2 separate regions of the Homo sapiens genome follow, and region 1 is linked to region 2. The links are chromatin loops, found by intact Hi-C in ENCODE. Cell type or tissue: OCI-LY7. All regions are shown on one strand. Links, peaks and the distances in the headings refer to the core of each region. The heading gives the core; the rest is flanking DNA.

Evidence for each region. A loop is a pair of places that touch in the nucleus more often than their neighbours do. Peaks named below come from ENCODE experiments on the same cell type or tissue, not always from the same donor. Only the 100,000 strongest peaks of a DNase experiment are listed, where the experiment ranks them.
Region 1: it touches region 2 in a loop (2.9-fold over the local background); 1 of 110 quality-filtered maps calls a loop at or near these places.

What each region holds. Positions count from the first base shown.
Region 1 is chr2:8,571,416-8,587,480 of GRCh38, forward strand. LINC01814 (long intergenic non-protein coding RNA 1814) reads right to left here and starts at 12,377. Exons shown (of 6, transcript NR_110257.1): 1 at 12,302-12,377; 2 at 8,496-8,632; 3 at 7,155-7,296; 4 at 5,496-5,726. RefSeq lists enhancers at 506-1,085, 3,238-3,437, 3,458-3,507, 3,528-3,577, 12,315-12,994 and 2 more and a silencer at 12,268-12,637. In OCI-LY7, for the core only: CTCF peaks have their summits at 9,049 and 9,250; DNase peaks (open chromatin) are centred at 7,266, 9,316, 9,856 and 9,976; H3K4me3 peaks cover 4,193 bases; H3K27ac peaks cover 5,000 bases.
Region 2 is chr2:7,625,773-7,641,837 of GRCh38, forward strand. No RefSeq gene overlaps it. Among named protein-coding and RNA genes, the nearest start is that of LINC01871, 92 kb to the right of the region's middle. RefSeq lists an enhancer at 8,490-9,167. In OCI-LY7, for the core only: no CTCF peak of the experiment used is centred there; DNase peaks (open chromatin) are centred at 8,229 and 8,829; H3K27ac peaks cover 1,868 bases.

The sequences.
Region 1 (16,065 bases), core at 6,210-11,209, 950 kb after region 2:
CTGGGGCCTCTGCGTTCTAGGCAGAGGCAACAGCGTCATGGACTTTAAAGAATTTCTAGCTTTGATGCCTGAAGTGCTTCTAGAGAGGTGTTCCTTTTTTTTGAGACAGAGTTTCGCTCTTGTTGCCCAGGCTACTAAGCAAAGAACTAACGTCAGAATTCCCTAGGGTGCCAAAAACACACCCACAAAACTAAAATCCACATCCCCAGGCCCCCACTGACTCTGTCTCAGGGGAGTAGGACCCCGAATCTGCACTTTCCCCAGGTAACTTGAGCTCAATGCAGCATGAGCACCGCTGCCCTAAAAGGCAAGTGCCCAGCCCCTGCCATCTGCCAGCAGCTGCCCCACGCTGACCGACTCTCTCCTCCCCACATCGAGGCCCCATAGGTTGGGCTCATGGCCTCCCTCGCCTCTCCCAACAACACCTGTGTAGCCTGGAAGCCACAGCTGTGTGATGCCCTCTTTCCTGACCCCTTGTGCATGGCCCTCCTTCTCCCATTCCCCCTCCCCGCTCAGGGCCCCCAGGGCCTTGCAGAAGTCCCACCCCAGCACGGGGACACTGTGGGGGCCCCAAGTGGCTCCAGGGTTAGTCACCTCCACTAGTCTGCCAGCTCCATCAACAGCCTCATCCTGGTCTTCACTGAGCTGCAGACTAGGCCGGGTGCATAGCGAGTAAATGTTTGTTGAACAAACAGATGGGTCTTTATTACTTTCCTCCAGGAACTCACTCACCCTGTGCTGCTCCCAACCCCAACACACAGCCTGTGACAAAACAAGGCCCCATGGAACCCTGGCTAGACTGCAGTTCGGGAGCCGTCTGCCTCTGGCTAGGTATTTCCATGTCTTTGAGTCTGGCTCCTACAGCAGCCTCTCTCTTTCTGTAATCAAAACGGGACTCATGCCGTGAGCCTCAGCTTAAATGCCACCTCCTCTAGGAAGCCTCCTTTGATTTCCTCCTATTCATTCCAAACATTTCCTGAGTGTCTGCACTCAAGGACTGCTGGGAAGCGCCTTGCTGCTTCCCTCCTCTGGCCTTTGTGGATGGCTCTTATTTTACTCCTGTGTCTTTGGAATTACATATCACACACATGCAACACATAAGCACACAAATACATGCACACACATGCACTCACACACACCCTTCAACAGACGAGTGAGGACTGAGTCTTGCTCATTAGTCCAGAGATTTACAGGGAAAAGCTTCCCAGAAAGGTTTGTTGAATGAAGAAAGCATAGAAGGAAACCAGGCTCACAGAAGGGGAACCTGGGTAAGTCCAAGGAAGGGAAGCTAACAGCCTAAGCCTAGTGGCTTCTCTTGACTGTACCCTTACTAGTGACAAAATCAAAATCCACAGTTGTAAATGCCACAGCTGGGAAGCACAGCCAGGTGCATCTGGCTTGGGAGCCCACACCCTCCCCACAACCTCTCCTGCCCCAGCCCACCTGCAAATGGAGCAGCAGGGTCTAGAGCTGGCCTCCCCAGGGCTCTATGCTAACCACAGCGAGGCTCTGCGTGCGGGTCATGCCAGCTGCCTGGGACCCACAGGGGCGTCCGGGGCCACTGAGGGAGCAGAGTGAGAGGAACAGCTCCAGCACAGTGCTGGAATTCAGCCCGCCCAGAGTCCATCAGCACAGTGCTGGAAGTCAGCACGCCTAGATGCCAACGTCGGGTTCTACCGCTGACTAGCTGCGTCTTGGCCATGTTATTTCACTTCTTTGTGCCTCAGTTTCCTCACTGGTAAAATGGAAAGAACAAGAAGAATAATGTCTACATTATGAGAGCGTTATGCCATTTCAGTGAGGTGATACTTGTGCCAGCTCCGCGAAGCCAGAGGCAGACAGCCTGCACTGAACGCTGGGGTGATGATTACATCAGCCACCACGTATCAAGCACCACCGTTCCGGCCCCTCTCTTATCCTTTGCTTATTTAATCCCCACCACTAGCCTCTAAGGAAGTATTCACATCCCCATGTGCAGAGGAGAAATCGGAGGTGGTTTGACTTGCCCAGGGCCACCCAGGTAATGAGGGGTTTGGACCGAGGATCCCGGCCTCCACAGTTGTCACATGGCTGTCTGCCTTTTGCAGGTCAAAATTCCCCAGCCAGAGCCAGGTCCCCCGCAGAAGCTGTGTGTCCTGTCTGCAGCGGGAGGCCAGGCCTGCCTGGTGCTCACATTCCCCAGGTGGACTGTCTGGGAAGAACCGCCACCCCCTGGGCTTGTGGGAGTGAAGGCCTGTGCAAGGTGGTGGGGGAAGGGCGAGCCGGACAGAAAAGCCCCAGGTAATGTAAATGGAAACTCTAACCGACAGCCCTGCACCTGGTGTTTTTGCATTTCCCAATCCAGCTGAAGGGATTGTGTGTGCAGCTTTGAGCTCACTCCTAGGCCGAGGTCAGGTGTGGCCTGGAGGAAGCAAGCAGTGGCCCACGTCGCGAGACAGCCGGTCTGCACCGCAAAGCCACTTCACGTCCCAGCCTGGGAATTCTGGGATGGTGCTTGTTTCAACCCTGTCCCTTGGGTGACCTGGAAAACACCTGGGTGTCACCCCCACCTCAGCTCTAAGCCGGTCATTCCCGGCCAAAGCAGGAGAACTCTCTCAGCTCCAGGGAGGAAGGAGTGACGCCTGCTCACCCTACAGACACGTGAGGGATTACAGGGAGGCCCAAAGCCACTTGTCCAGCTGCAAACTGCAAAGGTCACCCTCCGCACACTCTCTTCCCTGAAGCCCCTGCACGCCGCTGGGGACCGGAGCATGTGGTTCTCTCTAATGACAAATATGCGTGTCATCTACCCCCAAAATACAGCAATCGCCAGGAAAGCGAGGTTCCTGGAGCTGAAAGAATTTGCCCAAGGTCACACACAACCGGCAGAACCGGGACTTGCCAGGTCTGAACCCAAGGCTCCGGCACTTTCGCTGAGCCTATCTGTACAGGAACTGCAGCTGCCGCAGTTTAGGGAAACCAGTCCGAATACGTGACCCAGCATCGGCCACCCGCTAGGGCCGCCAGAGTGAAAGCTAGGCCCTGGGGAAACCCCAGACACACAGGAGGCAGGGTCCCTGGCCTTGAACTACAATAAGTAGGTGAGCTGGGCAAACTGTGTGCAGCTGACTGGAGCCGGCCCCAGCTGCGTGCAGACGGACAGGTACATGCTGAGTGTCAGGGACACAGAAGAAGGAGGGGGCATGCAGCCAGCCGGTGCCAGTCTGAGAATGCTGATGCCCACCTCAGGTTCTGGAGAGGACCTGTGTCCAAGGAGGAAGGCGGGCAGCCAGTCTTGCCCACAGCTAAGACAAGGCTCTAAAACACAGCTATGGGTGGGGACATCGGCCTGGAGGCCTCCTAGCCCCCATCGGGCAAAGAGCACCTTTCACAGACACAAATGCATGACTGTGCTGGGCAGAAAGAAGGCCTGTGACTCACAGGCTTCTGCATCCCTGCAGACATAGTGTGCGGGGAGGCGTTTGGAGGCAGCCTCCCCCGCCAGCGGGCTGGTCTGTGGTGCCCTGAACTGCATTCACTCCCCACGGTAGTCTGAGCCCCCTCCCCACCACCAGAAAAGGTATAGCAAGCAGTGCAATGGGTTGGCTCATCCATCTACCACTTCCCCAAAATAGATTCCTGCCCGAGGGCTGTTCCAATGCAGGAGGCTGCTGGATTGAGCTGGCCTTGGTCCATGCACCCTCCTATCAGTTAGAACCCTTTCTCAGAGGTGCCTCCGGGAACCAGATCATGTCACTGACAACTCTTCCCAGTAGCAGAAAGCTCAGGAGCTAAAAAGGCAAATATAGGCCAGATGTTGGCCAAGGGGCTTAGTGGTTGTTAAGAAACGATCTCTGATTCAACTCCCAGCTAAGCTCGGCCAGACGGTCATCTGAGTGCCTCTTCCAACCTGTCCCCGAATTACGTGTTCCACAGGCCCCATTCTCTTGGGGTCTGAGGGGTGCCCTCACCCTGAGCGTCGGGTCCCTGCAGTCCAGGTTCCAGTCTCCTATGGATCCCGAGTCCAAATGAGGGACTCGGTTCCCAAAAGAGGAGGCTCTTTGCTTGGAGAGCAGCCCTCAGCCTGCGCTGACAGCACCTCCTCCGTTATCCGGCGCACTGCCAGGAGCTGCACCCACAGAGGAAATGGGCCCGTGACATGAAAGCCCCAACAAAACCAACATCGGGTGGGTTATTTTTATCCTCCTAAAGATTTTTAGCCAAGACCCCGGCAGCTAAAGGGCATCCCGGGCTTTGAGGAGACTTCTCTGCAGCTCTCACTCCCACGCTCGGTGCCCTCCCTCCCCTAGCCCCCCCACCCCCGCCCCCGGGAACTGAGAAAGTGGATCAGGTCAGAGCAGAGCATTCCTCATTCTGCCATCTCCACGGGAAAACTAATTAGTTGCCAAATATTCAGAATGGGTAATTGCTACCTGAATTAATAAGGGCAAACAGCCGGCAAGAAAACAGTGGTTTACTATTTCTGAGCGCTTACCTCTCTTAACCCAGAGTCCAGACTCCGCGGGAATGGACCCACGTGTGGCATGAGGCAGAACTCCGGCTGGGGCTGCCGAAAAGGGGGACACAGATGGTGAGGGCAGCTCCTGCACTGGGGTCAGCTAAACAATGCTGTAGCGAAGTCACCATCTGTTTCCTCTTGCACACACGTATACACACACATAAACACACGTGCATGCACGGGCACACACAGGCATACCCCACACAAGTACACACATGCATGAACACATGTGCACATATACGCACATCACAAACAAGTGAGCACACACCAGCTACACCCTGCACACGTGCAGATACACATACCACACATTCACACTACACACACATGCACACTCTACACATGCCTGCACATACACCATACACACTCATTGTGCACACACTCCATACATCACACCACACATGTGCATGCACACACATTCACGTACCACAGGCACCAAACCACACACACAAAGCACACACACAACACACTCACACCATACACACACACTTACACCCCAGGAACAGCCAAGGGTTCCAAGAAGAATGCATCAAGCCAGGATCCTCACCCAGGGTCTTCAGCAAGTCACCCCAAGTTCCTCAACTCTGACAAGGGGGCATTTAGAACAAACTAAGAGTGTTGTAGGCAGAGGAGGAAGAAACGGAGGGAAAGGAAAGTTGAGATGACACTGAAGAGGAGAGAGACGCCTAGAAAGGCTGGGAAGAGCCTGGCCACAGCCCCAATCTCCACTCCTCCTGCTTCCCTGAGGCACAGAGACTTCAGATGCACCCCCAGAGAGGCCCTCAGACCTAGCCCAATCACTACCGTGCTGTGTGACCTCAGACAAGTCACTTCACCTCTCTGAACCTAGGCTTCTGCTGATGTAAAAACGAGATGATTCCGTGCAGTCATTTAAACAGTTCGAATACAATGCCCTTCCAGAGGTTTCAGTTCAAGTTTGGGGTCATCGCAGTTACTCCCGACCTTTCAGCCCCTCCCCCATCCCTGCCAAAGTACTTACCTTATTTGAATTAATGCTGACGACTCCACTGCCACAGGACTTCCCCTTGAGCAGTCAGCCACAAGTCACTTCCTCCAGGGGTGGCCATGACTCTCTGGAGCACCTCCAACCCCATGTCACAGGCAGCTTGGCCGAGAGAACTCCAGCTGGGAAACTCCCGTCCAGTCCACGCAGGGAATCTGGCTCTGCATCTGGGTGGGTGGCCTGTGTGGCATCTGCCTCTCTGTGAAGCTGTGATGGAAAATTAAGTGGGTTGATGATGTGCATACAATGTTTTATTTAACAATGTGTTGTAAGGAGTTCTCATATCTGTACAGAGAGCTGCCTCTTTTTTTTAATGACCAAACAATAATTCTATTAAATGTCTGCATCATAATCTATTCCACTGAATCCCTTTTGAGGGACGTGTTTGGTATTTCCAGTCTTTGACCTTTACAAAAGTTGCTGTGACATATATGCTTATATGTGCTCATTTTGTATCAATAAAAAGTCACATGTGTATAGATATCTCTATATATCTTTAAAGATTCCTATTTGCATGGAAGAACACTATACACCAAGTTATTAACCGTGGTTACTTCTGAGAGATGATTAGGGAAGAAAACTCCTTAAACTTTTTGTAAGCAAGTATTGCTTTATAATTTTAAAAAAGGAATGAGTAAGGGAGAAAAATAAAATGAAGTCACTCTTGTTAAACCTCTTAGAAGTGGTTTTATGAGCTGGAGTGGAGCTGGTAGAAGCAGCCCACATCAACACAGTGAGGAGAGCAAGGTCCCAGTGTTGGTCGGAGGGACCGAGAGCCACTGCCTGTCCTGGAGGTCGGCTCCCCGCAGGCTTCCAATCCTGGCTCTCTGTACTGACGGGAGTGCCCTGGCTGGTGCCCCATCTTGAAGGATTCAGTTTCCCCTTGTATAAAATGGGAAGGATAGGAACACCAGCCGGCAGGGCTGCTGTGAGATCGAGTGAACTAAAGCATGGGAATTGCAGATGAGCTGTCGTCAGCACACCTGTTCTTCCCTGCTTCCTGGTACATGGCACAGAACACTCTTCTCTCCAAAGAGAAAAAGAAAAATCAAATTAATTGCTCCTCTCCAGCCTCCTACACCTTGAGGAGCAGGTAGCGGGGGAGGAGGGGTGGCCATTTACACATCCAGCAGCCTTTCTCCCTGCTGAGGGCATTCCTGACGACACCAGGGCTGGCAAACATGTCTAGAAATCTCAAGATGGTTAATCATTGAGACCATTCCCTTGGTGATCAATAAAATGGCAATAAACCCATCAGCCAATATTATTTTCAAGAGAGACTCAACAAGCCCAACACAGAAACACAGCAACTCCAGGGTCCTACGAGCAGGAGGATTTTCAATCATCTCAATGGTGTTGATAAAGAGATGTGTCCCTTTGCATGGATGGGTCCTAGGTTTGGGTGAGGACTCCTGGGGACCCCAAGGGAGATCCAGAAGGGCCAGCGAATGCAACATGCAGCGAGCCTCACACATGTGCCCCACAGGGGTCCCCAAACCCAGACTATTCTGCACAGTCCTCACTACCCAGCAGGCCACTGAGTTCTTGTCCCAACTCACCCACTGCTGTGGGACTCTGGCAAATCAACAACTTTAGCCAAACGCCCCAGTTTCCTCATCTGTAAAGAAACCTCACCTTCCTTGTGGGTTGCTGGGAGGATCGATGAGATGGAGCCGACAGAGGCTCGCGACAAGAGTTCAGGAAACACCTGTAATGGCTGCTGTTGTGAACACATGGCCACAGGTCCCAGAGGGTTGTTAGGGTGATCCGGTAGCACCTGTCAGTGAGATGATGCGTATACCATGAAAAGCTGTGCTGATGTACATGCGCATGACTAAGGACTTTTGTACCCTCGCCAGAGCCAGCCCTGTGATCCTATCCAGAGGAATCCCTAAGGCCGGGATGGAAGTCACCCAGAATCACTGTCGGTCACCAGATGACTCGCAACTCCGTTTCCTCCTGCCCTTGACTGGCTCCCTCCTTCCATCTCCCAGCAGACCCTGAGCCAGGTACTCACCTGCCCTCTTCCTGCCCCAGAGTACATGTCTCTTGGACTCCCAGGCCACCCAGGGAACACCCTTTGGCCGTCTCTCAGGAAGCACTTTGAACATCTCAAGTGCCCCGCTCTGGAAAACACCAAAGACAGTGCTTCCCATCCCACCCTTAAACCCAGTGACCTGTAGAAGTCCAACTCCAGCCCGCACAGTGCCTGGTGGACACAGCCACCGCCTGGAAGCCAAGCTTTGATCAGTGACTTCCTGGCCCACCAGGCCCCTGGGCCCCAAATTCATTTCTCAGGCAGGTGAGATGGCTCTCCCAATGCAGGTGGCTGAGACAAATTATGCCAGGAATTTGCACATTTATCCTACTCAGTAAAGAGTTGCACCTCTATAGCTCTCCCCCCATTTTATTATGGGTTAATGTGGTTAAACATTTTAATTTTAGAAATAATTGCCAACAATTCAATAGCACACACTGGCTCCATGTCGCACAGTTCATGATTTCTCCATGCACTGGGACAGGAATATTTTTAGGCCCTGTTCAAGTTACCCACCCTGGCTGCAGATGAAATATTAATTAAAGGTTACACTTTCAGCCTTCAGAAAATGATTACTCAAGATAGCAATTATATTTTCCCCTTTTTGTATAATAACACTGCACCTTGCTGTGCAGAGGAATTAATAATTCTAAACCCTGTTGTTATAGAGGCAGCATCAAAGCTGAAGGAGGAGGCACATGCCCAAGAGGGGAAAACACAAACACGTTTAGACCCACAAAGAAAGTGGCTGACTTCAAAAGAGCAGGATTCTGCATTCAGCGCTGGGATCATTTCTCAAGGTCATTAATTGCTCTAGCTGTCTAAGAGCGTGGCCCAATTACAAAGAATACAGAGACACAGAAATTAGAACAGAACATAGTTGCAGCTCAGACTCCAGGTCACTAGGAAGCTCGGCAGATCCACAGCCTGGCATGCACCTGGAGCCCATCAGCCAACTCCTCCAGGTTCCTTCCAAGGGATTCAGACATCCGGGGCAGCCAACTGATTCAAGAACCAACAGTTCATAGCTTTCCAGGCAATTTCCACAGCGAGAAGAAAAAAGGAAGCTCAAGGCCTGGAAAATAGTAAAAAGAATAGCTGCCATTTATTGAGTGTCAACTATGTACCAGGAAAACTCAGTGAGGCAAGAATTCCAATCTTCACTTTATAGATAAAAGCACTAAAGTTCAGAAAGATTAAATGACTTGCCCAGGGTTACAGAGCGAATGGCAGAATTAGGACTCAAACCAACGGACCCACAATTGCATGAGGACTGGGCTGTGCCAGTCTCATTTACTGTTGTACCCCACAGCCTATCTTGCATTGCACCTGGTGCATAGTAGGTGCTCAATAAATTTGACTTATTTAATGAATGAACAACTGAACTTCTGAATCGATCATCCACGCTTGGAAGGCGAAACTCTGCTACTCAGCAAAGGAGACTTAAAAAAAATTGCGACTTTAAATGAGTCTCAACATTCAGGGAAGTGGGGTAGGTGGGGGAAAGGGTGAGCATGCAGCTTCGCACAGATCACTCCAGCAGGCACTCACCAGCACCACCCCCAGTGCACACTCGAATGTTCCCCTAGAGGCATTGTCAAATATTTTCCATACGACAAAATAGGAAATTAGTACATGAAATGAGTGGTATATGGTACGATAGCATTATGGCTTATGTTGTTCTGTGACCATGTGACAATCAGGCATTTTTCACGAAGCTCCCTCGGGGAGCCCTTTGGTGACTGTGTCCAATCAGGCCCTGACCCTGAGGGGAGGTCCCACGGTCCTTCCTGCCCTTTAAGCATGAGAATGGAGCAGATGAGAACATCCTTACAGCCTTTCTTTCTGGGACAAGATTGCAGGTGACACAGGAGTAGATACGTGGGCAGCTGTGCCTGCCACTGCTGGAGCGAAAGGCCAGACCAGCAAGGGAGAATCTGCTGACGGACTGGAGGTGGGCAGAGCTGCTGAGGCAGGAAACACTGAGCTGCCCCAGGGTCACCGACATGGGGCTTGAGGGCTTCCTCCTAGGGAAGGGAGAAGGAAAGTCTCCCAAGGGCCATGACAGTGAGGAAAAGGGCCCCAGGAGGCCAGCTCCAGAGAGGACAGGGACTCTCAGCAGGGTGGGAGGGGCAGATGCCTGGGCAGATAGATTCTTCAGGTCTGAGGTTTCTTCTGGAAATTGCAGTGCCACTGCGTACAAGTCAGCAGCTGGGGGCATCCTCCATGATCTGGAAGCTGGGAGGAGCAGGGCAGGATGTGCGGAGAGACTGTTAGGAGGCCCCACCTCCCACAGGGAGCTCACTAGCTCTTCAAGCAAAGGGTGCACTGGCATCAGGACTTCCTGCAAGCAGGCAGGCAGCACACCAGGAGTGCGGGCACCACCCAGCACCCAGGCTGGTGAGACAGCGGCGGAGGCAGCCAGCAGGAGGGAACTCACCTTTCTTGAGTGTCCAGCAAGGCCGGCACTGTGCTAGGTGTGGAAGCTGAAGCCCCTGCACTGAGGATGGTGCAGCCCATGGGGAGGGCAAACACAGAAACAAACTTCCTACAGCCTGAGTGCAGCCTGGGCCCCTCCGCCTGCCACCTCCTGCAGGGGTTGGTGTTTTCACAGAGGGCTCAGCTGAAGTGTCCCTGAGGCACCTTCCAACCCTGCATCCTATGAGACTGCCTTATCAGCTCACCCTCTAGGATGAGGACATCCTGGCAGAGACACTGATAAGCCAAGGCCAAGGCCACAAAGGAAAGGGAGGGGCCGATGGAGGCCAGACCTGGAGATGTGGGAGCCAGGGCACAGGGCCCCAGCGCTAACTTTTGACCACTGTGGACACACACTTCAAGTGCATCACCTCAGCAGCACTGGTCCTGAGAACTCTGGGGAGATGGCAGGCAGTCCTCTGGCTTCCAGGGTCTACTCATACGCTAAGCTCAAGATTGCTGGAGCTCTGAAGGGGCTCTGTGCCACACTGCGGGCTCCTTCCACTGTTTCGGGCATAGCACTGAACCCCGAAGAAAGTTCCAGGCCTAGTTCTGGAACCTCTAGCACATCCCTGAATTTCTCAGAGCTTCAGTTTCTTCCACTGCTCTGCCAAGGGAAGGGAGTCACCTCGTCACCAAGGCATCGTCCAGGTCTGACACTCCATGACTGTGATTCCATTTGGTTTCTTTAAATCCCATTTTTACTTCTTGCTTTAGCACTAAAGCAAACTCCAGGCACTAAACTCAGGAGATGGGCCCATCTCTTTTGCCCCAAGTCCTAACACTCCAGAAAAGGCATCTGGAGCAGTCTGTTCCTTCTGATGCAAAATAAATCCACTGACACTCATCCTCCCTGGGCACCCAGGCCCAGAGCCCAGAGAACAGGCGGCTGCCTAGAGGCATCAAGGCCACCAGCCTCTTTCCCCCTCCACTGCCCTTTAAGTCCTTCCCTGGGCTTGGCTGAGGAGGCAGCAGGGAAAAGAGGCACAACTGCAGGAGAAAGGAGGAGGGCGGGTGGACGTGGCCAGACCCAGGAGGCTGCAGGGAGCTGGGACTCAGCACAGCAGCCTGGGAACTCCACTTTCAGCCTCGGCTAAAACCCCATGCCCAGAGTTCCTCAAAAAGCCCCTCAAGTCCCTCAAAGGCCCCAAAACATGCTGGGTGCTGAAGACAATGGCCTGCAAGCTTCACATGAGAAACTGAGACCCTCTGTCCCCACTCTTCCAGCAAGTTGAGGCCATTTTCTAGGAATGGTGAAGTCAAAGAAGCTGCTCTTTTCACATTACTCAGAAACACGCACTACCCCCAATCACAGATGCCAGCCATGCACAGGGGCCCGTTCTGAAGGCAGGGGCAGGTGCACCAGCCCAGGAGCCCAGAGAAACTACAGCCAGCGCTGCCTCGGCTTAGGGAACCTGCGGCCGGCTTCCTGGGTACAGCCATCGTAGGAAAGAGGGCCTTTCCTCAGCCAGCATCCCTGCCCCTTCCTCCACCACCTTCCCTCTGTGGGACTGCTCCCAGGCAGACCTGGGGCCTCAGCCAGCATGGGCAGGAACTCCCAGAGGACACGGGAAGGACTCCTGAGGTGCGGACTGGAGGTATGGGCGCCTTGCAGCACAGGGCCTAAGAGGAGAGAAGCAGCTCAGCCTCCCCAGGTGGAAGGAGGCACCCCTTTCCTTCCAGGACAGCAACCTGTTGGTTTGTCCCAGGCCTGGTCAGGTGGGGCGAGGCTGCTCCTGGCGAACTAGGGACTCCTCTGCCCAAGCCCCTTCTCAGGGGAGGAGACCGGCATCCTACACACCCATGTCCACCATCCATGAACATTTACTGATCTCTCAGTAAGTCCCAGACCCTGTGCTAGGGTCCCTGCGATCACGAGCTCATAGACCAGATAAGCGCAGAGAAAGTTGTAATTAAACTACCCAATGCAGAACAATGACCAGCCCAGGTCAGGATACAGACCCAGGGCCATGGCTTAAGCAGCAGAGGGCCTGGGGCGTGGGCGGGGGTGCAGGGGAGGGAAAGGTCCAGAGAGAGGGTGTGACCCTGCAGGTCCGGCATAGCCAGGCATGAGGGCACTCCAGGTGGGAATGTGCCGCCCCAACCCCGGGCACCCCCCGGGGAATCCGGCGCCCGGTGACACAGGCCGCCCTCTTTGAGGGCCTGGATTGAGGAAGTTGGGGTCAGAGCTCCAGACTGGAGTCCCTCTTGCTGAATTCCCCTTCCAGACATCAGAGGCAAAGAGGAACCCTCATTCAGAGACCACCTGCACCAGCGCTTCCGGGCTGGGTCAGAAAAACAGGTCGTCCTCGCCGCCCGCGCCGGCGCCTGCAGCAGGTTCCTCTTCTGGGAGCCAGCACGCAGCCAGAGCTCCAGGGAGGGGGGTGCACCCCGGGGGTGGGACCCACGGGGCGGGGCCAGGCGACACCTCGCCCACTGCCGTGACTATGCCCAGCCCCAGCCAAAGCCCGCCCACTGCCGCAGCATGCCACGCCCCCTCCCGGCCCGCCTCGCAGGGTCATGTTCAAGGTCCTGCCCACCGCTCCTCCCACAATCCAGCCTCAGGGAGGGCCTCCAGGCTCACCTTCCCAGCCTCATTCCGCACAGCTTGCTACTCTCCACACGCACCGCCTCCCGTCTCCAGGCATACCAGCCGACCTGTTGGTCGCCTCTTTTCAAGTCCCCCTCATTGCTTAAGACCTTTCATCATTCCTAGGCCTGTGTATAATCTTTCTCTCTTTTACACCCCCCGCCCCTACCCTGGCAATCAGGGCACACATCGAATCCTGCCGGCTACTTTAACAGCTTCAGGCAGACCCCCATGGTTTCCTCCCGGCGAGGCACTTTGAAGTCCTGAAGAAATAAGTGTGAGGTGGTATGAGAGGGGCTCCTCGGTGACTTCCACAGGCCTCCATATCAGGCCTTCCCCTGCAGAATTCCATGGACCTCTCGGGGGTCCAGGACTCCTTCACAGCAGGGAGGCCCCGAACAGGAACCTCGGGCCCTGCCTCGGGATCAGCGGGATCAGCGTTCCTCCGGGGCTGACTGGAGAACTTTCCTTTATCTGCAGGACCCGCTGGGGTCTCCCGGGCCTAGGCTTCCCTCGGAACTGCATCTCGAAGGGCAGCTCAGCTCGCACTCCGCGCACCTACTGTGTGCTCTCTAAGCTGGACACCAGGAAAGCTCTGCGACTCTGCTGTGAACTCTGGGGTCAGTGAGACCCCGGGGTCAAAAGCTGGCTCTGCCGCTCACCATGGCTGTGACCCTGAGAAAGTTGTCTAACTTCCCTGAGCTTCGGTTTCCTAAGCTGCAAAATGGGAACAGCAATCGTTGTCTGTCTTGCAGCCTTGTTACAATGGCCGAAGGAAAGAGCATGGCACGGAATGGGTTCTCAGTTAGAGGCTACAGAATACCCAGCTCCTCCTGCAGGTGAAGAGCACCAGCTCTGAGCCAAATGACCTGAGCTCACACACGGGCTCTGCCAGACACTGGTTGCATAACCTTGAACAAGTTTCCTCATCTTTCTGTGCCTCGGTTTTCTCATCTGTAGAATGGGCATAACATGGTGCAGTGTTTCTACTTGGGAGGGATAAAAATGGTCTGGAAGTTGATAGTGGTGACGGCTGCACAACCCTATGAATATAATTCACATCGCCAGGTTCTGATATGAATTATAAAATATAAATTATAAAAATGATAAGCTTTATATATTTTTCCACAATTTTTAAAAATATGCCAAGAAGCAATGGATTGTACACTTTCAATGGGTAAATTGTATAGTACGTTAATTTCTCTCACTATAACTGTTTTTAGAAAATGTTAAGAATGGAGATAATAATAATGTTACCTACCTCTAAGGGTCATTAGAGGAGAATGAATGAGTTCACACAGTGCTTAGAAGAGCTTACAATAGTGACCAGCACAGGATAAACCCTTAACTGGTGTTGACTGTCATATCAAATATACCTCATATGTCACTTCGTTTCATCTCTGAAACAACTCTACGGGTTAAAATGTATTTTTCCTTATTTTATGGGCAAGAAAATTGACAATCAGAAAAGTTAAGTCACTTTTTTTTTTTTTTTTTTTGAGACGGAGTCTCACTCTGTCGCCCAGGCTGGAGTGCAGTGGCGCGATCTCAGCTCACTGCAAGCTCCGCTTCCCGGGTTCACACCATTCTCCTGCCTCAGCCTCCTGAGTAGCTGGGACTACAGGCACCCCCCTCCACCACGCCCGGCTAATTTTGTTTTTGTAGTTTTAGTAGAGACGGGATTTCACCGTGTTAGCCAGGATGGTCTCGATCTCCTGACCTCGTGATCCACCCGCCTAAATGCTGGGATTACAGGTGTGAGCCACTGCGCCTGGCCAAGTTAAGCCACCCATGTGGAAGTTGCAGAGCCAGGATTCAAACCCCAATTACGTCTGATGCCACAGTTAGTCCAGGTCTTGGGGAAGATGTTGAGAAGATGGTATGTCGCTGTCTTACCTGGCTGAGTAGCCACAAGCAACAAGCCAAAGGGCACCCTGAGGGGAGAACACTGTGGCTCTCAGTGGCCGCCTCGGGAGAAACAGCAGCAGCTACACCTGCAGGTGGGGGGTGGGGAAAGAGGCTGCGGTAGGCAAGCGAGTGGTGGAGATGGGGGAGGATGCAACTTCCCTGATCCATTTAGAACTGAAACGTCCCACTCACTAGTGCCACCAGCTCCCACTATAGCCAGTGCACCTGACATGCAACAAGAGCTTGAAACCGCGTCACCTTCCTGAGGAAACAGAAGCATGACGGGGTTTGGGGATCGGTGAGAGTCTGGGTTTTCTGGGGCCTTTTTCATTTTGTTTGAGGATCCTTTTTAAATTGTTATTATTCGACCCACTCAGAAATGCCTGAACTTTCCGCTTCCAAGTTGGCTGGAAATCACCTCACAGGGACGTTGCTAAGTGAAAATTAAAGTTCTTGACATTTGAGATGTCATCCTGCTCAGACACGAAAGAAAAGGTCACCAGTGTAAAGGGTAACCCATGAGTGGTGAGGTTCCCACAGCAACACCCAAGTAACACCAGATACCTCTGAGATTGCTGCTATCAAGCCACAGCCCCCAGGAGCTCCCAAGCAGGGGGCCTCCCCCTTGGCTGGAAGAGCAGGAGAAGATTCTGGGCTCCATGAGAGGGCTGGCAGCTGTAGAGGCTGCCTGGCCTGGGATGCTCCATTCCCCTTCAGGATGTCCAGCTGGGCTGGACCGGCCTCTTCCAAAAGTGGAACTCGCATTTGACCCCTGGGGGAGGCCATGGTAGATCTGAGGGAGCCAAAGAGGTCCCCAAGCCAGTCCAGGAGGCAGGACAGGGGCCTGGAGCCAGGAGACAGAGCAGTGGATTCAAAGCCAAAGGGGCTGGGTTGATTCACTTTCTTCTCACGGCAGCCATCCGAAGCGAGGGCTGCTGTGATTCATGGTGGGGGAACAGCTAGAGCCATGGGGCGGCCGGTGGGACCAAATCAAAGGGTGATGGCCAGGCACGAGCGCTGCCAGAGGTGGCCCGTGCCGGCCTCACAGGGCAGCGAACGGGGTCCGGGTCAGGTCACGCCTCAGGAGCCAGAACAGCTCATGTCAAACCAAGACAAGGTGTGAACCAGGTCAAGATAGCTCACCTTCAAATCTGAAAACAGCCCCACGTTGAGGACAGGTTTGCAGCAAACCTAAAACCTGGAATTTGAGAGGTCAAACACAGTCCCAGTCTAAACACATTTGCTTTAAAGTAAGAAAAAGTGAGGTCTGGAGCACATCTGGAGTTTCACATCTGGAGTGCAAGTGGCACCGTTCAAAACGGGACTTCGCGTTTGAGCCCAAGGCCCCCTCGGCTCCCTGGTCACCTCCCCGACCGGGGGCAGAGCAGATGAGCTCCAGACAGCCAAGGGGGCAGCACTCCAGCTTCCTCCCCTCCCTCCTCCCAGGCCTGCAGGGGAGAGGAACTTTCACCCACGTGGGGGCCCCTCCTCCACTGCAGCTCTTCATCTTAGAAAGATGCCAGGTAGGATGT
Region 2 (16,065 bases), core at 6,233-11,232:
CTTAGCTGTTCAGCTTGGAAGTTCGAGATATCAATTACCTGTGTTCCTAAAGAGAGAATAGAAAACTGGATACCAAAAGACTTGCCCCTGGAGCCCCACTCCACCCTATACCGTACCCAATAATATGCCCTTCAAATGGGGTGACCTACAGGAACTCAAGTTCGAGCGAAGCAAGTCTCCAAACTTCAGTTCATTGCCTTGGCCAGTCACTTACATGCTGATGATTGCAGGTATTTTAGATGTACCGTAGGACCCTTGGAGTTGTCATAACTAGGGTTCAAAAGGCACGTGGAAGCCTCCCAGTGGGGAAAACCCCCCGAGATGACTTTGGGGTTTTAAATCTGTGTCTCTTTCATCAGTCTGTAAGGACAGAAAAAAAAGCCTGTTGTGCTTAAAACATCATACTGTTTTTCCTCCAACAAAATCCATTTTCCTAGAGATGCAGAGGAATGCAAGGCTCTGCTGATGGTCTCAATCTATTCTGTTAGCTTCATCTTCTGCTCCCTCCAGACGTTGCACTCCAGCCTCATCAAGCACAATCTGCTTGTTCATCTCTAGCTGCTCTGCGCTGTGGTCTCTAATTCTGTCTCCTGTGCTCGTTCCTTCTCATTTCCGGTAGGAGAGCCCAGAATTTCACTTTTGTATCTCTTCACATTTTTATCAACATCACTACCTTGGGGATCTCCTCAAACGCTGCAGCATTAAACCCTATATGCAATGCCTCCCAAGCTTATCAGCAGACCCCACCCCATCCCCCGACTACTGAATTCCATTCACATCGTCGACTTCCTACTGGAAGTTTCTCTTGGGCATGTAATAAGCTTCTCAAACTTGATGTGTACAAAGCTGAACTCCCAATTGTCCTTCCCAACTACTCCTCTCTTCTTTCTTCATCTCAGTAAATGGCAACTCTGTCTTTCTAGTTCTGCAGGCCTCAAACTTGAACGTTGTCCTAGAGTCCTCTCTCCATCACACTCATTCTCATATTTGAATCCATTATATTCCAATTATGCCTAGAATCCAATAACTTTCATCATCCCACTGATCCTACTCTTATGGAAACCACTCTCATCTCTCACTTGGATATCCCCTGTGTTAGAATGATTACAAAAATGACCACAATCTTAAACTCTCTCTGTAACCATCAACTATGCAATGTTTCTTTGCGTTTGTTCGAATTAAGAGGTAAATTGTACCCCGCGACACACATGCGGACCCAAACCATGACTGCACCTTGTTTAAAATGTAGATAATTGCCAATTCTGAGCCTAAGCTTTACTCCACTTTTTTCGTTTTGGAAATCCTGCCATTGCATGTGGATAAGCCCAGCTTAGCCTGCTGGAGGAGAACCCAGTTATCCCAGTGGAGACCATTCTAGACCAGCCTATGCCTAATAAACCAGCAAACATGTGAGAACCACTCCCAAGATTAGCAGAGGTGCTCACCAGACCTACAGCTAACAGTAGACCCCTGTGTGAGCACAACTGAGCAAGAACTATGCCATTGATTTGTACAGTAATAGTGAATGCATATTGACTTGTCCAGTAATAGTGAATGCTTATTGTTTTATGCCAGTGAGTTTTTGGGTGGTTTGTTATGCAGCAATAACTAGCCAATAAACCCACTACCTCCTACCCAAAGTGATCTTCCTGCTTCTGCCCTTTCTTGCCTAATGACCAGATTAATTTCATTAAAATGTTATATCATTCTATTTGTTGCTTCAAAATCCTGAAATGCCTCCTCTTCTTATGTAGAATGAAAGTCAAAGTTGTTAAAATGACCCATAAGGCTAATCTGATCTACACCCACCAACCTGCTACCTCTCCAATACTGTCACTTTCCCCCATCTGTGTTTCTGCTGTATGCATTCCAACCACATTGGCCTTCCTGCTATTCCTCAGATACTACAGGCATTCTACCTTCTTAAAGCTTTGACATTCACTATTCCCTCTGCCTGAATCGTACTTCCTGTGGAATATGATGACTCACACCCCACCCACTTCTTCAGCTTCCTAGCAAGGCCTCCCGTGGGCACCGTATCTAAAATGAAATTCAAGTACTCCTTCCTACTCTAACATCTTCTGTCTTCCTCCCCTGCTCCATATTCCTCCTTAGTACTTTCACTCTCCTACCAAATATAGATTTTCCTTTTTCTCTTTCCTGGTACATTTCTATAAACTCCAGTCAGGCAGCAATTTTGTCTGTTTCATGCCTTGCTGCATCCTAAAACAATGCCTGCCATATAACAGGAACTCTACAAATATTTGCTAAGTGAATGAATGAACAAGTGTATGAAGTTAGATCCTTAAGACTCAAATGCTGTCCCCTCTCTGCCTGGCTCTTGATTCTGCACTCTCCCATATGTTATTGACTTGTAGCCATCTCTTTAAACTTCGTATTAGTCCGTTTTCATGCTGCTGATAAAGACATACCCGGGACTAGGAAATTTACAAAGGAAAGAGGTATGATGCAAAACTCATAGTTCTACATGGCTTGGGAAGGCAATCATGATGGAAGGCAAGGGGGAGCAAGTCACATCGTAAGTGGTTGGTGGCAGGCAAAGAGAGAGCTTGTGTAGGCAAACTCTCGTTTTGAAAGCCATCAGATATCATGAGGTTTATTCACCATCACAAGAACAGCACAGGAAAGACCCATCCCCATGTTTCAATTATCTCCCACCAGGTTCCTCCCACAACACATGGGAATTACAGGAGCTACAAGATGATATTTGGGTGGGGACACAGAGCCAAACCATATCAAACTTACACTAATTTTACTAGAGCCATATTCCCATCTCTGCAGCAGTTGGCAGTGAGTACTTAATTTTCTTCTAATACATAATACATTGTATTTGAATTATATGTAAATCTAAGTTCAAATTCTACCTATTCTTCAAAAAAAAAAAATTAAAAAAATCTCCGCCTGGTTCTTTCGATCCTCTCCTCTAAGTCTTTAAAATGTTTGAAGCCTATTTAAAACAAGGTCTTACCTAATTTTTCTCTACCGGTTGCCTTTAATTGTGCTAGAGTTGTTTCATCAATTAGAAACTAAGCTCTTAGAGTTTTTCCCTATCCCCCAAGGTGTCTTAAACAGTCCTGACTGGTATAAATCTCTTTTACGTCCTGCATCAAAAGATATAGGGATAGGTAAGAGTAGTGAAAGGAAACAATGAATAACAAGAAAGATAAACATGGCCTCAAGGACTCATTCCTGTATTTTTATCCAGAATTTTGCTGAAATATAAAAGATATGTTAATCAGACACATAAATATTAAAGAGCAAATGTACTGAAGTTCAGAGAGTTCAGTAGATTGAATTATGAGGCAAACCTAGGGATAAAATCTAACAAGGACAAATATGAAAGCCAGCATTGAAGACCCAGCAATCAATAGTACAGGCATACAGATCAGGGGAAACCAGAGCTGTTAGCTCCATGAAGGGAAAAAAAAAAAGGTCCCTGGCTTTAGGGATTTCAAGATCAGAAGTATCTCCAGTATGAAATAACGATTACAGAAAAAGCAGTAAACAACATTAGGGAGCAACATGGACCAGAACAAAAGATAAAATAATTCTGTGCCAGTCAAAGCACATCTGGAGCCTTCTGTTTAATGATGGGTGTCACATTTTACGATGCTGAAAAGCTGGAGCTCACTGAGAGGAAGGGGGAGAGCTGAGAGGTGGCTTGAGAACTGGTCCACTGGTGGCTTGGTTAGATAATTTGGGACTGTGTTGTCTGGAGAAGAGATGTGAAAGCAATTTTTTAAATACCTAAAAATCAAGAAGACATAATCTGGGCAGTTATCAGGGAAAGAATCAGAACCCAACAGAAGGTAGAAGAGCCCACTGCCCTGTCTGTTGTGGAAGAAGGTGCTGCCAACAGGCCAGACTTGTGAATTGGACAGCCTCCTGAAAACACGAGCCCCCTTCCAGAGTCAGTGTAAATTCAGAGGGGACTGACCCTGTCCTGAAGAGTTGTAGTAGGGATTTCTGGAGTGTAGTAGAGGCTGAGTGAGGTGAACCCTCGGGGGCTGACAGCATTGGAATACTACAATTCTGGGTATTTTTGTGGGACTGTTTAGAACAGGCCAAGTTGATGATTGGCCCATGGCTTGTGAAAGCTTGGGCTGGAGTGTAGGTAAAGGGTCCAATCCCAATTAGATACACCAAAAAGGGACCAGAGGTGAACTGTGTGTGGGTCTGTGATTCTGATTCTGGTCAAAACTGATCAATGTGATTCTCAACTTTCTCACATGTAAAATAGAAATGGGGGAGGGTGGGGATGTCTTCCTTCTCTTCATGGAGTTGCTGGAAATCCCAAGTAAGCTCACATGTGTATATGAGCCTTCATAGAGTAGACATTATACCCAGAGACTAAGTTTCACATATGTATGTAAGGATTACTGTATTTCTAATTGCGTTAGAGTTTTAAACAGGTATTCCAGAAAATAAGAAGACAGATCTGAATTTCAAAAAGGACCTTTGCAAGACCTCTAGTGACATTTTGGTCTAAATACAGGGATACATCTGGGTGATGGTAAACCCAGACGGATTTATCACTGGATGAAGGGTTCTGCCCCAAATGATGCTGATTGATAGATCAATGCCAACCTAGATAAAATTGTTTGATGACAGAGCTGTGTCCTCAAGCCCTGCTATGGGTCATAAAAAGATCAAAACAGATGGAAGTAATCTAACAAAGTTAAGTTTAATATGGGTGGGAAATTTGGTCTTATACTGGATTCTAAGAAAGCAACTTAAACTCTGAAATGTGAAGACTATATTTAAGAGTTTAATCTGTCATAAATTTAGTCAGTTGAGTGTGAGTCAACATTGCAATGTGGTACCCAAGAAGGAGAATGTCTTCTTAGGCTACACTGATAGAGGCATAGCTTCTTAAAAAATAAAACTACCAGCCAGGCTCGGTGGCTCACGCCTGTAATCCCAGCACTTTGGGAGGCCAAGGCAGGCCGATCACAAGGTCAAGAGATTGAGACCATGCCGGCCAACATGGTGAAACTTTGTCTCTACTAAAAATACAAAAAATTAGCTGGGCATGGTGGTGGGAGCCTGTAATCCCAGCTACTTGAGAGGCTGAAGCAGGTGGATCGCTTGAACCTGGGAGGAGGAGGTTGTAGTGAGCTGAGATCGTGCCACTGCATTCCAGTCTGGTGACAGAACAAGACTCTTTCTAAAAAAGTAAAAATAAATAAATAAATAAATAAATAAATAAATAAAGCAACCATAGTTGAGTTCCCCTCTGTACTGGCTAGGCTGCATATTCACTCCTGGGCATCTCAATTTTAAAGGGAGTTTTGACCAATATGACTGATATGAGCAGACACTGAGAAAAGCAGCACAAGGTAAACCTGAAACCGCTTGCATGAACGATGGGGTTAGGGAAATTATTTACCCCCAAAGAACACCCCAAAGACTTAGAAATTGCAAGAGCACTATGGCTTGGTCTCCAAATCTAGGTTCAACAGTGCCCATCCATGCCCAGCCTCTTAGGTTCAACAGTGCCCATACATGCCCAGCCTCTTAGGTTCAACAGTCCCCATCCATGCCCAGCCTCTTAGGTTCAACAGTGCCCACCCATGCCCAGCCTCTTAGGTTCAACAATGCCCATCCATGCCCAGCCTTAGGGTCAACAGTGCCCATCCATGCCCAGCCTCTTAGGTTCAACAGTGCCCATCCATGCCCAGCCTCTTAGGGTCAACAGTGCCCATCCATGCCCAGCCTCTTAGGGTCAACAGTGCCCACCCATGCCCAGTCTCCTTGCTAAGCTCTCCTCTTCAGGTATTCACATCTTCTAAGCAAGCTTTGGGGTCCACTACTCTTGATTTTCCAAGATCATGTATTTGAACATTAACACACACACACACTCCTCTTCTAAAATTAGCGATGTTTTTTAAAGGTGCATCTTAACCTGGATCTGGAAAAAAAGGTTTTTTTGTTTGTTCATTTGTTTGTTTTTTAATAGAAGGTAACCCATAGAAATGTAGCTTTGTCCCTTATGAGGAGAAACTTCCAAATTGTTATTCACAGCAGTTTAAATCTATTCCAGAAGAGGGTTTTTGATCTACATTTGCATATCTAAAGGTCCTTTGGGTGATTTTCCCAGAACAAAAAACAGTCTGCATGAGAGATAAATATAGGCCTCTACCTGGTAAGAAGCATAAACGTGCCAGCAAATTTTAAAGACCATTTCTATCTGTCTTTTCATCTAGGATTCAAAAATCAAATCATGAGTTCCATCCTCAGCCAGGGTCACTTTGTCACCTTTAATCAGTGTAGAAGAAAAAGGGGGTGGCCACATAGGAGGCAAACTCAGCACTTCTCAAATCAGTGACTCGGCAGCCATGCCTCCATGTGGTACTGGAGCAACTCTGCTTTCTGCCATGGAGACAGTGGTCTCGGTCTGACTATTTGGTATATGGAAGAGAAGGAAGAGAATAAGTATGTTTAAACATTAATGAACTTGAAGATCACCCTTTTAAACTGTGTTCTGAACCGGGGCTTGAGTTCTGATAAAGAGAGGGGAGGTGCTCATTGAAGTAGAAAGTGGCTGGAACTGAAGATGGTCTAACAGATCTTGAGAGGATGTTCTTGGAGAAACAATGACATCAGTTTTGGGAATGCTGAGGTGAAGGGTACAATGTCCAGAGGAAACATGGGGCTGGAGCTCAGGGGACAGGTTCTGCCTCCCACTGGTTGAATCATTGCTTCTGATTCTTCCAAGCATCTTGGTACAACTCTGGGATGAGTGGTAGTGAGGCACAGCTACCTCCTTAGCACAAGCCTCTTCCCAAATTCGGAATGCCCATTGTAGCCCATTTCCCTGATGACATCATCAGTATCAACCACATGATGTCATCTTGTGGGGGGTGGAGGCGAGCCTCGTATCTCCAGACCTCTTCTCTGGAATCTGGAATGCCACAGGGATAGCTCTGGATATGACACAGGACATAATTCTACATTTATGGCTATTGAACACAAAGACTTCTCAAAGGAGCAGTTGAGATATTTAGACCTTCCGCTATTCAAATACATCTCAATTTCCTCTCATTCAGGCTACAGCTTTATGATAACATTTTATTTTATTTTGTCTGAAACCACTCAAATGAGGAATCAGTATTTGGTTCCTCTATTTAGGTTTTGAGAGCTTTACCTTTTGGCTGGGATCATGCTCTATCCTAAGTCTTTGACATCCATTAGAGCTGTATCTTCTTCTTCATGCTCTCCACTGTCACACCTCCCCAGGGCACACTTAGCTCTGCCTAATTCTCATAATTACATGTGGGGTGGTCATGAGTATTGATGGAGGAAATAGATCCAGACATCAGCTAGATGCTGTGAAAGGAAAGGGAATAGTCACCATTCATTTGGGGGATTACACCAAGTTCCTGTCAACTTCCTTCAGCCCATCATTTCTCTCTTCACAAAAGTCAAAGAACTTTGACATCAATTATCTCATTCTGCCCTTGTAAAGATAAATGAAGTTGAATATTGACTCCATTGTACAGATGTGGAAACTAAGGCCCACAGAGGCTACGGTAGCAAAGTAATGCTGGATATTCCGAAAATGCAGGAACTAGAAGTTGCATGTTGTCTCCTGTGTCTTAACTATCTTGTGCTTTCTGCTCCTCTTTACAGCATTAAGTGCAGAGAATAAGAGACATTGATATTGCAGAGATTAATGTTTCTATATCATTAACTTTGTGCAGAGCATTATACTGGGTGCTTTACATATGCAGTGTTCAGTGAGTCCTCACCAAAACATGTGCTATTTCTGTCCCCATTTTAGAGAAGAGAGGAATTAAGACTCAAGAGGGCTAAACAACTCTCCCAAGAGCACATAGTGAGATTAGGGTCGAGAGCCAACCCCAGCCCTGCCCCATGCTTTGGCCTGTGCCATCTGCCCATGAGGCAGTCAAGTTCAACGCCCCAGCAGCGATTCTGAGCAGAAGGGCTACGGGAGTTCAAGGAGTCCCCACTCCTCCTGGGGGCAGACTGGGCAGATGTCCCAGAGAAAATGGGGTTGACCTGGAAGCCATCCAGCTCTGACAAATACACATCCTGGGGGGGGTCAGTGCTTAGAGATAATAAGCACAATCATTCCTTATTTCCTCTGTTGGATGACTGCAAGAACAAGGTCTCATAAACAGGTTTCACCTAGAGTCTCAAGCTGGGCAAGAAGAATGAGTAACTAGTAATGCTCGAGTTGGGTGTGAAGCAGTCTTTACTCTCCTTGGGGCCCGGGGGGATGGCTGACCCCAGCTGTCCACCTTCAAAGATAGCACCCACTGAGTTTCAGATTCAGCCGAGGCTACCCAGAGCAAACAGTGCTCTTGGTAGGAAGAGTGCTGGTTTTAATTAATTAAGTGAAAAAAGACTCTTAATGATATTTCTCTCTCTCTCTCTCAATCTCTCTCAATCCCTCACCCATCACTATAACATGTCATTTGCTTCATAGTGGCTTCTGAGTTGCCACCACACCAACTCTGTGATCCACAAAAATCTTGCATTTAATACAGCAACGACACCTATAATGGGGAAGGGGTGGGGGTGGGGAGGCCGCACATTTCACCATTTCCATCTAGATGAGGAGCAAACAAAGAGATAATTATAAACTGTTTCTCTTATTGTTGCACTCGCATTAGACATGTGCATCTCTCTCTCCCTCTCCCTCGCTCGCTGTCCTTTTTTTTTTTTTCTCCACAGAAAAGTAATTCTGTTGTGGAGATGGCACCAGGTGCACGGGGTGACCTCACACACACCAAATCGGGAGCTGACATCCATCACACTTTGAAATTTTGGATTTCATCATTTCCTGATCTTTCTAAAGGGATCACAGCACCTGGCCCTCACAGCTGTAGTTCATTTAGAAAGCAATTTAAAAACCGAGAAAAAAGCAAATGACATCTTGCTGCCTCAGCCTTGTCATTAAGTATAGCAGAATGGCCTTCATTTATGAGGCACATGGCTAAGAATTAATATCTTTCAGGGCTTTCTCGAGTAGAGATTACAAAAGGTTTGAAAGACCACTAAATAATTAGTGGTATGACTGAGGCAAGCAAAAAAAAGGGGGGGAAGAATCCCTCTTTTTCGTTCTACAGAAGAAAATCAGAAATTACACTGACTTTAGTGTGTCCTAAATGTTGGGAGGCATCCGTGCAGCACCCTTTGTGAGCCATATTCTGTGCTGTGGGCTTCTTCTGCCTTCCCTGGTATTTTCAGCAGTCCCCGTGGGTGTGTGCTCTTCATCTCCAGATAGTGTCCATTCGCCCAAAATAAAAAAATATTTTTCCCAAATGTTTTGCTGAGTTAAGACTGCTTTAAACATCTTCAAGTCATCTCACAGAGTTCTCTTCCCCTTCTTACGTTGCAAGCCTCTTTAGATAAGGTTGATGGGGAACATAGACCAGGTTGATGGAGAACAGTCACAGGGTGGACACAGCACCAGCTAAGGATATCTGTGTTCTAGTTTTTCCAATTCTTTTTACCATTTAGCCACATAAAATGTGGAAAACAACTTCTGTCGTCCGAGTCTCAATTTTCTTATTCTGCAAAATGAATGGATTAAAAGACATGGCTTCTGGAATCTTTTAGTTAGCTAAGTACACTGAGCAGGATTTCTAAGAACCATTTGGAAATCGGTTCAAAAGTTTTGCCAATACAGTTCTAGCCAGAGTTTCTTTGTCTCACACCCAGGACGCATTGAGAATAAAGTGCTAAATTGCTTCCAGACCTGAGTCTTATTTTTAACAGTAATTATTTTGTTGAGTACCATAATATGTTGGTGGTATACTTACATGATCTGTGATCTTCCTTATCACCCTTCACAGTGGGCATAATTATTCCCTTTTTACATGCGAAGAAACTGAGGCTTGGCCAGCTTCAGTAATGTGTCCAATTTAGAAGGTAGAACTCAACAGATCCTCTAATCCTTCTGAGCAATGTCTTTAGTAGCTTTCAGGGAGCCACTCTAGTTGAATTCCTAGGATACTGTCAATTTGGTCTACCGAAAACCCTGGAGCTATGAAGCCTCCGACCCCAGCCACTCTCGCTCTGCACCGCACATTCACTGTTATCTCTTTCAGGTAATCAGTATTTCACTCATCAATGCTGAGTGGTCCTCTTACCTAGGTGTTTCCCAACATTCATGAAAACTTATGAGCCCCTAAATGTGTCAGAAAATCTCCTGAAAGAGAAAGGGCATGTGTATTTTGCACAATATTCTAGGAGCCAGCCATCATTCCTAGATGCCATCCATGCAGATATAACTTAATTCTCACAACCACCATACCAAGTGGGGTTTATAATCCACACTTCACAGCAAGAGGCATAGGCTGAGGCAGGTGAAAGAGCTTTCTGTGATGGATTGCACTATTGTTTCTGATTATTCTCTTGTTCTTCCTGTGAGATGATGTTTGGGTCCTAGCTCCTTACTGTGTGACTTGCAGCACCTCCTGTGTGGGGGTAGAGGTGTCCCTGCCCTACTCATGGGGCACGTGGCCATATGACCTCCTGTGGCAAATGGAAAGTGAGCCAAGGCGCATGGTTCTCACCAAAGGAGTAGCGTAAATCCTTTTTGCGTGCCTGCCAGTTCTCTCGTACTTTGTCTCTGCCAAGAGAAGGCTGTGCCTCCTATGAGGCTTCTCCTTGAGCCTGGGTCCCCCAGTGAAAAGACAGGCAGAGTGGAACTACAGGCAAACCACAGTGGCCATTAGACAACCAGAGCATAAAATACAACTTTTTGTGTATGTGTACATCACTGATGGAAGTCCTTGTTGTTTAACCCAACAAACCCAGCAAAAGCTGCATAACACACTTGCTTACAGTCTCCACAAAAGTGGCTGCTTCTGCACTGACACTATTCAAAGTACCCATGAAGTTCTGATTACTTGTGGTCTATTCAAAAATACAGCTACATATTGTCACCAGTCAAAAAGAGTACAAAATAAGATAAAGGCTTTGTTGGATTTTACAGTGGATAAATCCCTGAGCTGCATACAGTAGATAAATCCTTGATTCAGGATCAATAATTTTATTTAATATAAATTTCTTTTTTTGAGACAGAGTCTCACTCTGCCACCCAGGCTGGGGTGCAGTGGTGCGATCTCGGCTCACTGCAACCTCTGCCTCCCAGGTTCAAGCATTCTCTGCCTCAGCCTCCCGAGTAGCAGGGACTACAGGCGCCTGCCACTACACCCAGCTAATTTTTGTATTTTTAGTAAAGATGGGGCTTCACCATGTTGGCCAGGTTGATCTTGAACTCCTGACCTCAAGATCCATCCGCCTCGGCCTCCCAAAGTGATGGGATTACAGGCGTGAGCCACCGCGCCCAGCCTGAATATAAATATTTTTTATTTTGGACGAATGGACACTATCTGGAGATGAAGAGCACATATCCACGGGGACTGCCAAAGGGTAGGCAGAAGAAGCCCACAGCACAGAATACGGCTCACAGAGGTGCTGCAGGGATGCCTCCCAACATTCAGGACGCACTAAAGTCAGTGTAATTTCTGATTTCCTTCTGTAGAATGAAAAGGAAGGATTTCCTCCCCCACCTCCTGCTTTTTTGTGCTTGCCTCAGTCATACCGCTAAGTATTTAGTGGTCTTCCAAACCTTTTGTAATCTCTACTCAAGAAAGCATAAAAAGATTATTCACCAAGAAAGCCTCAGTGTGTAGCAGAGGCACAGGCAGGACCTTCAGAGATACATAGATATGTGATTGCTTCTTAAATAGTCAGGTAAAATTTTAGTGCAGTCACTGACATTAATTCATCTGTAGCTTAGAGACAGTAATCAATTCAGACTGTAAATACCAACTACATGGAGAGCTCTCGTTCTTTCTTTCTCTCTGCATTTATTCATCTATGTATTTATTACGTTTAAGAAATCCATTGGTTAGTTTTAAGACAGCTCTAAACAGCTGCCAATGAAAGAGCCGCTGGTTGTGAGTGTGTTCCTTGTTGCTCCTACACCTGCATCAGTTTAGCCAAAAGTTATATCCAGTTTTGAAAAGGTAAAATTGTGTGCATTGGATGACAAATCCTATCAGTTTACCCAGGGAAGAGGTGTTTCCTGAAATGTGAGAATTTCTGTTATTAAACCAGGGAAGTCCCAGGTGAACTGAGATAGTTGATCTCCCTAGGTATGAGAAACAAGTCTTTATACTGATATATTCTCCATAGACATATTGCTGAATCCCCACATCTACTACAAAGCTCCAATGCCTCCTTTTCCATGAAGACTTTCTCCCTTTCACTATCTTCCAAAATTATATTGAAATTGTCCTCAGAATGTTGAAAAGCCCTCATAACTTTGTCACTCACTCAAAGGTTAGCATTTGCATTCCTTTTTATTGTTTCTTTTGTGTCATTTGTCATTATTGCTACAAATTCTCTTAGTGATAATAGAGTAAAATGACTCTGATTTACTAGCTCAGTAGCCAGATATTAGAATGGCTTGGCAAACTTTCCAAAGTCCCATCCCACGGCTCATCTCTAATTAATTAAATCAGAATCTCTGGGGATAAAGATGGGGCCCTAATTTCATCTTTTGTTTTTGTTGTTTGTTTTTATTGTGCTTTGTTTTTTAAGCTCTGTTAGTGATTCTAACATGTAGCAAGAGTTGATAAATACTAATATGACTCAACTCATTAATTAAAAAACAACAACAAACAAACTGACTTTGTCTAACAGAAGTTAACTATCTCATCTTAGATTTCTACAGATTGCCAGCAGCAATGTTTAGGGGGAAAAAAGGAAATCAAGAAACTAAACTGTCTGATCCCCTAATCTTTCATGAAAATTTTTAAATGGAGCTGTCCATCTATCTGTCCATTTCAACTCATATCCATACTGTACCTCAATTTTCCCGTTCTGCTTCCCTCTTGTTTTCCTCTCCCTAAACTATGAAGAAGACATCAGAACAGAGTTGGCTTCTTGTGGACAACAGAATAAATAGAAGTTGCTGAATCAAACAAGTTGTTTATGCTATGATATAATCTCTCTCTCCTTCCCAAATTGACCCTATACATCACATCTAGGTCCGATAAATCTCTCAGCTGTCTAATGCAGAGCTTCTCACTCAATTGTCAATGATTGGTAACATATATGACAAGATATTGATCCCTTTAGCTTTCTAATAGGCCAGGTAGGATATGGCAGGGCAGAGACCTAGTACATCCACAACTCCAGATCCTTTGTCCAATTCTACCTGTAGGCTCTCCTTACTCCAGGGTGCTGTAAACAGATAATCATTTTCTATATGTACCAGAATGTGAAATTTTATGATAGACTAAATGCTATTAACTTGTTCTCTCTCTCAATGATTTTCTCTTCCTTTCAATGATGTTGTCGTCTTAATCTGAACACTTTTTGGAGAATGTAGCCTACCAAGCCTACCAAAAACGCAATGTTTTTGTTTACATTATTTGACTTAATTCTTAAAGCATCTTTGTTGGATTTATTTTATAGATTAGAAAAGGAAAGATTTGAGAACTGAAGAATTTTCCTCAAATCACAGAAATGATAAGGTAGAAATGGTACTAAAAACTGTGTAACTATTTTAGTTTGTTTGTTTCTAATTATTATATCACTCTTAAATTTGCCCTGATACCATCTTCATCATCAAAATCAACACTAAGTAACATCATTACCTTGATTTAAAAGAGACATACTTTCTCCCAATTTCAGGTTGATTTTTCAGTCTGTATTCTTCCCTTGAATGCCAGAATTAGTAACTAGAAAAGAGACTTTAAAGATCCAGATATCTAATAAGTGTAGTAAGGGTTAACGTGGCAGCCCTGGGTTGCCCAAACCTTCCACATTCCAAAGGTCTTCAAGACTGGCCCTTGACTAGCTTCCAGCAGTTGCCTTGAGCCTTTGAAATAAACTCACTGATAAGAGTTTCTTTGTGTACCTATGATTGGGGCCATGCCAGATAGTTTTTGCTAACAGTGGAGTTTATGGTGAATGCTTATTTGTATATGCTTTGTAAGTGGTGGCTTTCAGTCATGCTGTGTCAATTTGGCTTCCAGAGAGTCTGGGGGTGAGTAGCTAAGGTTAGTTATTGGCATTGCTTACCTACATGAATGACCCCCAGTAAAAACCCTGCATACCAAGTCTCAAGGGAGCTTCCCTGGTTGACAACTTTGCAAGTGTTGTCACACATAATTTCTGGGAAAATTAAGTGCCATCCATACAACTCCACTGTGAGAAGACAACTGGAAGCTCATGTGTGTTCTCTCCTAGATTTCAACTTATGCTCCTTTTCTATTGGCTTATTTTAATTGGTATCCTTTCACGCTAATGAATTGTAAGCATGAGAAGGACAGCTTTTCAGAATTTATGACTCTTTCTAGAAAATCATTAGACCTGAGCGTGGTCATAAGAATATCCAACACATGATGCTGTTTGGAGGCATGGAGCCTGTGTTAGTCCATTCTCAAGCTGCTGTTAAAGCCATACACAAGACTGGGAAGAAAAAGAGGGTGAATTCAGCTTGTGGCCCTACATGGCTAGGAAAGACTCACAATCATGGCAGGAGGAAAAAGGCACTTCTTACATGGCAGCAGCAAGAGAAAATTTGGAAGAAGCAAAAGTATAAACCCCTGATAAATCCATCAGATCTTGTGAAACTTAATTCACTCTTAATTGAATCATAATCCCCATGATTCAATTACCTCCCGTAGGTCCCTCCCACAACATGTGGGAATTGTGAGAGATATAATTCAAGTTGAGATTTGGGTGGGGACATAGCCAAACCATATCATTCTGCCCTGGTCCACCCAAATCTCATGTCCTCACAATTCAAAACCAATCAGGCCTTCCCAAAAGTCCCCCAAAGTCTTAACTCATTTCAGCATTAACCTAAAAGTCCACAGTCCAAAGTCTCATCTGAGACAAGGCAAGTACATGCTGCCTATGTGCATCTAAAATCGAAAGCAAGCTAATTACTTCCTAGATACAAATGGAGTACAAGTATTGGGTAAATACAGCCATTCCAAATGGGAGAAATTGGCCAAAACAAAGGGATTACAGAGCCCATGCAAGTCTGTAATCAAGCAGGGCAGTCAAATCTTAAAGCTCCAAAATGATCAACTTTAGCTCCATGTATCACATCCAGGTCACGCTGATGCAGGAGGTAGGTTACCATGGTCTTGGGCAGCTCAGCCCTTGTGGCTTTTCAGGGTACAGCCTCCCTCCCAGCTTCTTTCCCGGGCTGGTGTTGGGTGTCTGTGGCTTTTCCAGGTGCATGGTGCAAGCTGTCGGTGGATCTACCATTCTGGGGTCTGGAGGACGGTGGCTCTCTTCTCACAGCTCCACTAGGCAGTGGCCCAGTAGGGACTCTGTGTGGGGGCTCTGACCCCACATTTTCCTTCCACACTGCCCTAGCAGAGGTTCTCCATGAGGGCCCCACCCCTTCAGCAAACTTTTGCCTGGGCATCCAGACGTTTCCATACATCTTGTGAAATCTAGGCGGAGATTCCCAAACCTCAATTCTTGACTTCTGTGTACTGGCAGGCTCAACGCCATGTGGGAGATGCCAAGGCTTGGGGCTTCCACTCTCTGAAGCCACAGCCCAAGCTGTACATTGGCCCCTTTCAGCCATGGCTGGAGTGGCTGCGACACAGGGCACCAAGTCTCTAGGCTGCACACAGCACAAGAAGCCTGGCCCATGAAACCACTTTTTCCTCCTGGGCCTCCAGGCCTGTGATGGGAGAGGCTGCCATGATGGTCTCTGATATGGCCTGGAGATATTTACCTCATGGTCTTGGAGGTTAACATTAGGCTCCTTGCTACTTATGCAGATTTCTTCAGCCAGCTCGAACTTCTCCCCAGAAATCTAGTTTCTTTTTTATATTTCATAGTCATACTGCAAATTTCCAAACTTTTATGCTGTGCTTCCCTTATAAAACCAAATGCCTTTAACAGCACCCAAGTCACCTCTTGCTGCTTAGAAATTTCTTCTGCCAGATATCCCAAATCATCTTTCTCAAGTTCAAAGTTCCACAGATCTCCAGGACAGGAGCAAAATGTCACCAGTCTCTTTGC